Linked DNA regions of Homo sapiens: region 2 is linked to region 1. A link is an interaction called in ENCODE POLR2A ChIA-PET data of the cell type or tissue named here. Cell type or tissue: K562. All regions are shown on one strand.

Region 1 (4,000 bases):
CATTAAGAATAACTAATCCCTTGGGAAAAGACACTAACACCCAGAAAGAATGTATGGAGGGCAAAGAATACAGGACAGAAGTGAGGGAACCCTGGGTCACACCAATGTATAAGGTCACATCAGTGAGGAAGAAGGCATGGCCAGGAAGTTATGAGGAAAACCAAAAGCAAATGAGATATCAAAAACCCAAAGAGGAGAGTTTTAGGGAGACAGAGCCCAACTGTTTAAATGTGGCACAGAAGTCAAAAAAACTGAAGTCTGGCCGGGGGCGGTGGCTCACGCCTGTAATCCCAGCACTTTGGGATTACAGGCCGAGGCGGGTGGATCACAAGGTCAGGAGATCATAGCCATCCTGGCTTACACAGTGAAACCCCCTCTCTACTAAAAATACAAAAAAAGAAATTAGCCGGGCGTGGTGGCGGGCGCCTGTAGTCCCAGCTACTCGGGAGGCTGAGGCAGGAGAATGGCGTGAACCCAGGAGGCAGAGCTTGCAGTGAGTCGAGATCACACCACTGCACTCCAGCCTGGGCGACAGAGCGATACTCTGTCTCAAAACAACAACAACAACAACAAAAAACCCTGAAGTCTGAAGACCCCATGTTTGGTAATTGAAGCTTCCACGAGAGAAATTCCTGGGAAATGGTAGGGCAGAAATGGCATTTGCCTAGAACTAAGGGATTTCTTGTTATGTGGAACTTCAACGCTAAAACTGAAACAGTCTCAAGCAAACTGGAATGGTTGGTCACCCTAAGACTCAAAATAGTTAAGGTTTATGTAGCAGGTGAGGTAGAAGCAAAAAGTGTAGCTTCTTTTTCAGAGAGTTGACTCTTACGAAAAGATGACGGAGAAATATCTAGGGAGGGATACAGGGCTGAGAGAGCTTTTCACTTACTTATTCCTCTTTGTTCTTTCTTTTAAAAATCATGCTAAACGTTTATTTCTAGCATGAGAGAAAAAAGTGGGGAGCAAGGATGAGGCTGAAGATATGGCCAATAAGGAGAAGATGGAGCAACAGCTTGTCCTCATGAGGCAGGAGGGGCAGGATCCTGAACCATGAGGGCAAGAGAAGGTCCTGCTTGCTGAAGAGAGAAATTGTGTGGAAAAGTGGGGTGGGAAATGGAAGGGTGTCACAACACATGGTCTCCATCTTGTCAGGACCTGGGAGTGAGAGAAGGGATAGGGTGGAGGCTTGAATGGAGATGCGCAAAGGTTTGGGACATGAGGAGGATACAGGAAGACACTAAAACACATTCCAGGTACCAAGGAACACCCAGCTGAGATGGAGGATCATGACTATGAGGCATGCAAGCATAATTATTATTACCACGTTAGGATACCCAGCCTGTTCAAAGCCATACCAGCCTGTCCAAAGCCATACAACTACACGCATATTATAGCATATTTCTAGTCTTGAAAAATACCTACCATTGCACTTAAAAAGAATTCTTGGCCAAGCGTGGTGGCTCATGCCTGCAATCCCAGCACTTTGGGAGGCTGAGGCGGGCGGATCACTTGCAGTCAGGAGTTCAAGACCAGCCAGGCCAACATGGTGAACCCCGTCTCTACTAAAAATACAAAAATTAGCCAGGTGTGGCAGTGGGTACCTGTAATTCCAGCTACTCAGGAGGCTGAGGCAGGAGAATTGCTTGAACCTGGGAGGCGGAGGTTGCAGTGAGCCGAGATCACGCCACTGCACTCCAGCCTGGGTGACAAGAGTGAGACACTGTCTTAAAAAAAAAAAAGAATTCTCTATGGGCAGGGATGTGGCTAAGCAAGAGATTTTTTTTAAAAAAAAGATTCTAACAGCTTTCAGCAGAAACTGATATAACAGAGGAAACAATAATTTCAGTCCTTGGCAAAACAATTACTAATGGGCAGTACTTACTGTACTACAGTAAGCGGCATGGTCAGACACATTATGTGCCCAGACTGGAAGGCAAGGTGGGGAGGAATAGGGCTACATAGGGACCTGAGTAACAGGATGGATTGGAACCTTGACATAATGCCAAGCCTTGGTTGTCTGCTACTAAGTACTGCCCCCTTCCTCTTAGAGGATATTTATATATACCCTATGCCAAATCACAATAACGCTTTGTGATCGATCGTTATCCAATTTTTCCAATGCATAAACCATGCTTCAATTTGGTTAAGTTACTCGTTCACTGCAGGTAAATCAGCAGAGATGAGATGCACCTAAGTTGATTTAGCCCCTCCCCTTGGCCTTTCTTATTTGTCACCTATAACAATGAAGATAATAACACCGAAGCACAGGCCTCTGTAGGGAACAAAGGAAATAATGTATATGAAAGCACCAAACACCCCACAGACACTTTCTATATACATTTCTCTAGCATAGTGGTTCTCAACTGGCAGTAATTTTTCCTCCCAGGGAGACATGAGGTAATGGGGATATTTTTCTATTGTCACAACTAAGGCAGTGCTACTGGCTTCGAATGGGTAGAGGCCAGGGGTGCTGCTAAACACTCTACAATGCACAGGATAGCTCCCACAGCAAAGAATTATGACACCCAAAATGTCAATAGTGCTGAAGTTGAAAAAACCTGCTAGTACCATAATACAGGGAACTGGAAACCACACACATGTACAAAGCACAGGAGAGCCTGGCAAGTAACAGGCAGGTCTTGGTATTAGGACACTTGTATATTTGGATCTTGGATCCACCACTTGCTGTTGACAAGCTATTTATCTTACCTGAGCCTCAGTTTTCAAATAGGGATAATGACAGTACTGTATTAGTCTGTTCTCACACTGCTATAAAGATACTACCTGAGACTGGGTAATTTATAAATGAAAGAGGTTTAATTGACTCACAGTTCCACATGGCTGGGAGGCCTCATGAAACTTACAATCATGGCAGAAGGTGAAGCAGCAGGAAGGCACGTCTTACATGGTGGCAGGAGAGAGAGATAGCAAGGAAGTGCCACACTTTATAACCATCAGATCTCATGAGAACTCCCTCACTATCACAAGAACAGCATGGAGGAAACCACCCCCATGATCCAATCACCTTCCACTAGGACCTCCCTCGACATGTGGGGATTACAATTAGAGATGACATTTGGCTAGGGACACAGATCCAAACAGTATCAAGCACCTACATCATGGCAATATTAAGAGGCTCAGTGAGTTAGCTTAAATGCCTGGGATGCGGAAACAATGTTGATATTATTATTAATTAAACGTATAGCAAGCAAAACAGTAGGAGAGAGATAACCTGTTTTACTACACTAGGTAAGAAAGGAGAGGAGAATTAAGAAACATTACAATGACACTATAGTCTTAGTAACAGTCACAGGGTTATTAATGTTTTCCTACTGTGCAAGTGTATCCTGGATTGTATTCACAACAGTTTAGACAAATTAAATCGTTATTAAGTAATATTCTGTTAGCACAATGGAATTAATCACCTTTAACCACTTTGGAAGAAATCCAATAGACATTAGCTTTCTGGAGTTGCAAAAGTTCTTTTCATCATTAACAGTACTCGTTCTATTTCCTGTGGTGCTTTCTTAAGAAAGGCTTTATTCAGAAGAAAATGACTTACTGATAGCATTTAAAGTTGCATCTACCATTGGTTAATACTCATTTTTTCCAGAAATTCTTTTATGAAAATATCACAATACTTTTGATGTGTGCAAACATGAACCTGGATTTTTACACCTCTTGCGGTAACACTCGGTTTTCAACTAACTCACATCCAGATATTCCTGCAATCAATCCTGGGTGCCTTGAAGCCAAGCAGCTCTCCTTTGCAGCATCATCAGAAGGCAGCCTCTCACTCAGATGTTCTGGGCGTTGCTCTCTTCATGCCTTTCTCCCCGCAGTTCTACAGCACCAAGGGCTCCTCTTTTCCCTCCAGCTGCTCACTTCCCACCAGTCTTTCCTCCCCTGCCCCTTAACCAACCTATTGGTGCCATGTGTCCTCTCTGCCACATTCATGGCTGGTAAAAATATTTCTTTTTCCCCAAATCTCCCTCGG
Region 2 (4,000 bases), 420 kb after region 1:
TTTAAAACACTAAAAAGAGAATTAACTGAAAAGATTTCTTCTTGCCCTGTCTTCTGGTTGCCTGGTCCACAGGCAATTATTGTTACCAGCTCTTTTTTATATTCTTCCAGTGATATTACATGTACATACAAATACATATTTATATGTATATATTTTTTCCTTGAATTTTTTTTAGTTAATGCAGTACTGGAATATCATATAAACAGTTCTGTATCTTGCCTTTATTTTTTTACTTATTCTTTCAATGAATTTTTTTTTTAAATGGTTGCTTTGTGGTATAGTTGAAACGAAATATATCTTAAAGATTGCTCTACAGTAGTACAGTTTCTTCATTCTTTTATTTTATTTCCCCGTGTTTGAGTAAATTGGTCTTTAGTGGGATTGCTGGGTCAAATATACAATGGTAAAGTCTCACAATAGAGTATGACATCTCATTCCGTCTTTATAACAACATTACGAGGTGAGAGTTGTCATTATTTTCTTTTTAAATATGGGAAAACGGAAGCTTACAGAAGTTAAATAACTTTCTAAGAGTCATGAGGCTAAGAAGCTGCTGCAGAGACAATCAATCATTTCATCAGACTTCATGCTTTAAACCACTATTCTGATTATGGTTTCTCCATGTAATAATCCATGTATACATCCCTTTGGTTTAACTCTCTTGTCTGATAACAGGCTCTATGCTTGCCTTGGCTTAAGTTATTTCCTGGCACAGGACAGTTCTGGAGAAAGCAGATGAACCAGGCCTCTCAAGCAAAAACCAGTAGCAGAAAACCACTTATGCGATGAGAATGAGCTCTTTTATTTTGACTCACAGAAACCACCACCAATTTGGGAAATGAATTTTACTTTTTTTTCCTTTTTTAAACTTTTTTTTTTTATATAGAGATGGGGTCTCCTTGCCCAGCCAGGAAATGAATTTTAGAATATAATGCAGTTATAACTAATTCACATAATATTTAGGCCTGGCAAGGTGGCTCACGCCTGTAATCCCAGCACTTTGGGAGGCCAAGGTGGGAGGATCACTTCAGGTCAGGAGTTTGAGACCAGCCTGGCCAACATGGTGGAAACCTGTCTCTACTAAAAATACAAAAATTAGCTGGGTGTCGTAGCACGCGCCTGTAGTCCCAGCTACTTGGGAGCCTGAGGCAGGAGAATCGCTTGAACCTGGGAGGCAGAAGTTGGCAGTGAGCTGATATCACGCCATTGTACTCCAGCCTGGGCGACAGAGCAAGACTCTGTCTCAAAAGAAACAAAAACAACTAATTCACATAAGTTTTAGAATAAACTTTATAACCAAACCCATATGTCAAAATAACATATTTGACAAAGAAGAAGCAACAACAAAAAATGGAGATTCAAACCATGGCAGTGTGTAAAATAAACAATCTTACAACCCCCACCAAATGTATGATATACAGTACATTTGCTTTTTCCCCATGACACTTCCACTCTGTCACCCTTCATTAAGCAACATTATATTTTACTTAGGCACACAAAGCAGACAACTCTTTTTTTTTTTTTTTTTTGAGATGAGTCGTGCTCTGTTGCCCAGGCTGGAGTGCTGGAGTGCAGGTGGCGTGATCTCAGCTCACTGCAACCTCTGCCTCTTAAGTTCGGGTTCAAGTGATTCTCCTGCCTCAGCCTCCAAGTAGCTGGAATTACAGGCGTTCACCACCGCGCCCAGCTAATTTTTTTTGTATTTTTAGTAGAGACGGGGTTTTGCCATGTTGGCAAATAATATTTACCTGTTAGATGTTATATATTTGCCTGACCTCAAGTGATCTGCCTGCCTAGGCCTCCCAAGGTGCTGGGATGACAGGCATGAGTCACGGTGCCCCACCCTGGTTTAATTTCTTATCTGACCCAGTTGACTATGAGCTCCTTGAGAGCATGGGCCACACTGAATGAACAAATGAAAGAACGAACAGAAGCAACTTTTTTCCCAAGAATATCTTTTATTCTCTTTCTTTCTCTAAATACGTGTATACAAATACACACACACACACACACACACACACACATATATTCCAGAGGATACTACACATTTTATAAATAAAATTTATGAAATAATATTTTTGGAAGTTTTCTATTAGCTTAGACTTTTTATTCTCTATTTCTAGAGAGAGACCCCAGATAATAATATATAATAATGCAGATTATTATGTGTACAATTAGTTATGAATTCATGTTTTGGAGGTGAGTATTCATTTGCTGCTTGTTCTTTTGCTTTCTTCATCTATATATGGAAGGAGATGCCAATAGATAAGATAAATATATGGGAGCAAAACTTAAAATTAAGAACTATTGTTCACTAAATCATATTTTTCTGCAAATGAGTGAAAAGATTGCTGGCAAAATATATTTTCTAAGTCTTAAAATGATGAACTGGTTTTTGGAATTTGGTTATCACGCATTTGAATTGTGAGCCAGGGTCCTTTCCTGATAATCACTATCTCTAAACTCCATAATACCAAGTTCAACCTCCACCCTAAGTTCTCAACTAATGCTGCATTTGTCTATTCATACTGTTGGAGGATAACAATGGACAAGCAAGGTGAAATTGAAATCAGGGCCTGGATCAGTCAACAAATATTCATTGAATATCTACTACATGCCAATTTTAGAGCCTGGTTTAGAGCCAACATTAGAATGGCTTGATTCTTGCCGTAGCTATCTTTCTAAGCCACAGACTTTAAAAACAAATGCTTTGAATTATACAGCATCTCGACTGTTCTTTAAAGGAAGTCCATGCACATGAAAGGATGAATGTGACACCTTGAGTTTAAAATGCAAGTTAGGACGGGCACTGTGGCTCATTCCTGTAATCCCAGTGTTTTGGGAGGCTGAGGCAGATGGATCACCTGAGGTCAGGAGTTCTTTGAGACCAACATGGCCAACATGGTGAAACCCATTCCCTATTAAAAATACAAAAATTAGCTGGGAATGATGGTGGGCACCTGTAATCCCTGCTACTCAGGAGGCTGAGGCAGGAGAATTGCTTGAACCCAGAAGGCGGAGGTTGCAGTGAGTCGAAATTGTGCCACTGCACTCCAGCCTGGGTGACAGAGCAAGACTCCATCTCAAAAAAAATAAATAAATAAAATATAAATAAATAAATAAATAAATGCAAGTAATTAATATTAAATAGATATATATGCACATGTGTATTATATTTTTGTAAAAATAAAACATAGATTTACACTTCCCAGTCAGAAAGGTGGTGAAATTAAAGAAACAAAAAAAAAGCTTTACATATTGTGTTTATGTGTACGTTCATTGAAAAAGGCATGGAAAGATAGATATTAAACTGTGAGCAGTGGTTACCTTATGGCCAAGGGCAGAGAGATGGAATTTTCATTTTTTCTTTGTGTACTTGTATTTGAATTCTTTAAAATAAGCATGCATTACTTTTGTGGTTATAAAACATGTAAATAATAATGTTGCAGGGAGCAGTGGCTCACTCCTGTAATCCCAACACTTTGGGAGGCCAAAGTGGGAGGATTGCTTCAGCCCAGGAGTTCAAGACCAGCCTGGAAAACATGCCGAAACCCCATCTTCTATCAGAAATACAAAAAACTAGCCGGGTGTAGTGGTGCAGGCCTGTGGTCCCAGCTACTCAGGAGGCTGAGGTAGGAGGATCCCTTGAGCTCTGGAGGCAGAGGTTGCGGTGACCTGAGGTCGCACCACTGCACTCTCCAGCCTGGGTGACAGAGTGAGACCCTGTCTCCAAAAATAAAAAAAGTTTATATAAGTAAACTACATATTTCTAGCAAGAATAAATAAATGTATATGCATATATAACAGGTAAATATTATTGCTGCATATTATCTACATACACTGGGTTTACATATAAAAGGGGGAAATTCTACCTGCTGACAGTGCTCGATAACTATTTGATTTTAAAGGGATTGGCTTTCAATTTTCATTTCCTTTTTTTTTTTTTTGAGACGCAGTCTGGCTCTGTCGCCCAGGCTGGAGGGCAGTAGCATGATCTCAG

What was found. Peaks named below come from ENCODE experiments on the same cell type or tissue, not always from the same donor. Only the 100,000 strongest peaks of a DNase experiment are listed, where the experiment ranks them.
Region 2: POLR2A ChIA-PET joins it to region 1 with 9 read pairs; 3 of 35 experiments call an interaction of 5 or more read pairs at or near these places.

What each region holds. Positions count from the first base shown.
Region 1 is chr11:82,727,142-82,731,141 of GRCh38, forward strand. FAM181B (family with sequence similarity 181 member B) reads right to left here. Exons shown (of 1, transcript NM_175885.4): 1 at 2,799-4,000. Among named protein-coding and RNA genes, the nearest start is that of FAM181B, 4.7 kb to the right of the region's middle. In K562, no CTCF peak of the experiment used is centred here; no DNase peak of the experiment used is centred here; H3K27me3 peaks cover 1,421 bases.
Region 2 is chr11:83,149,960-83,153,959 of GRCh38, forward strand. No RefSeq gene overlaps it. Among named protein-coding and RNA genes, the nearest start is that of PCF11, 5.2 kb to the right of the region's middle. In K562, no CTCF peak of the experiment used is centred here; a DNase peak (open chromatin) is centred at 1,902.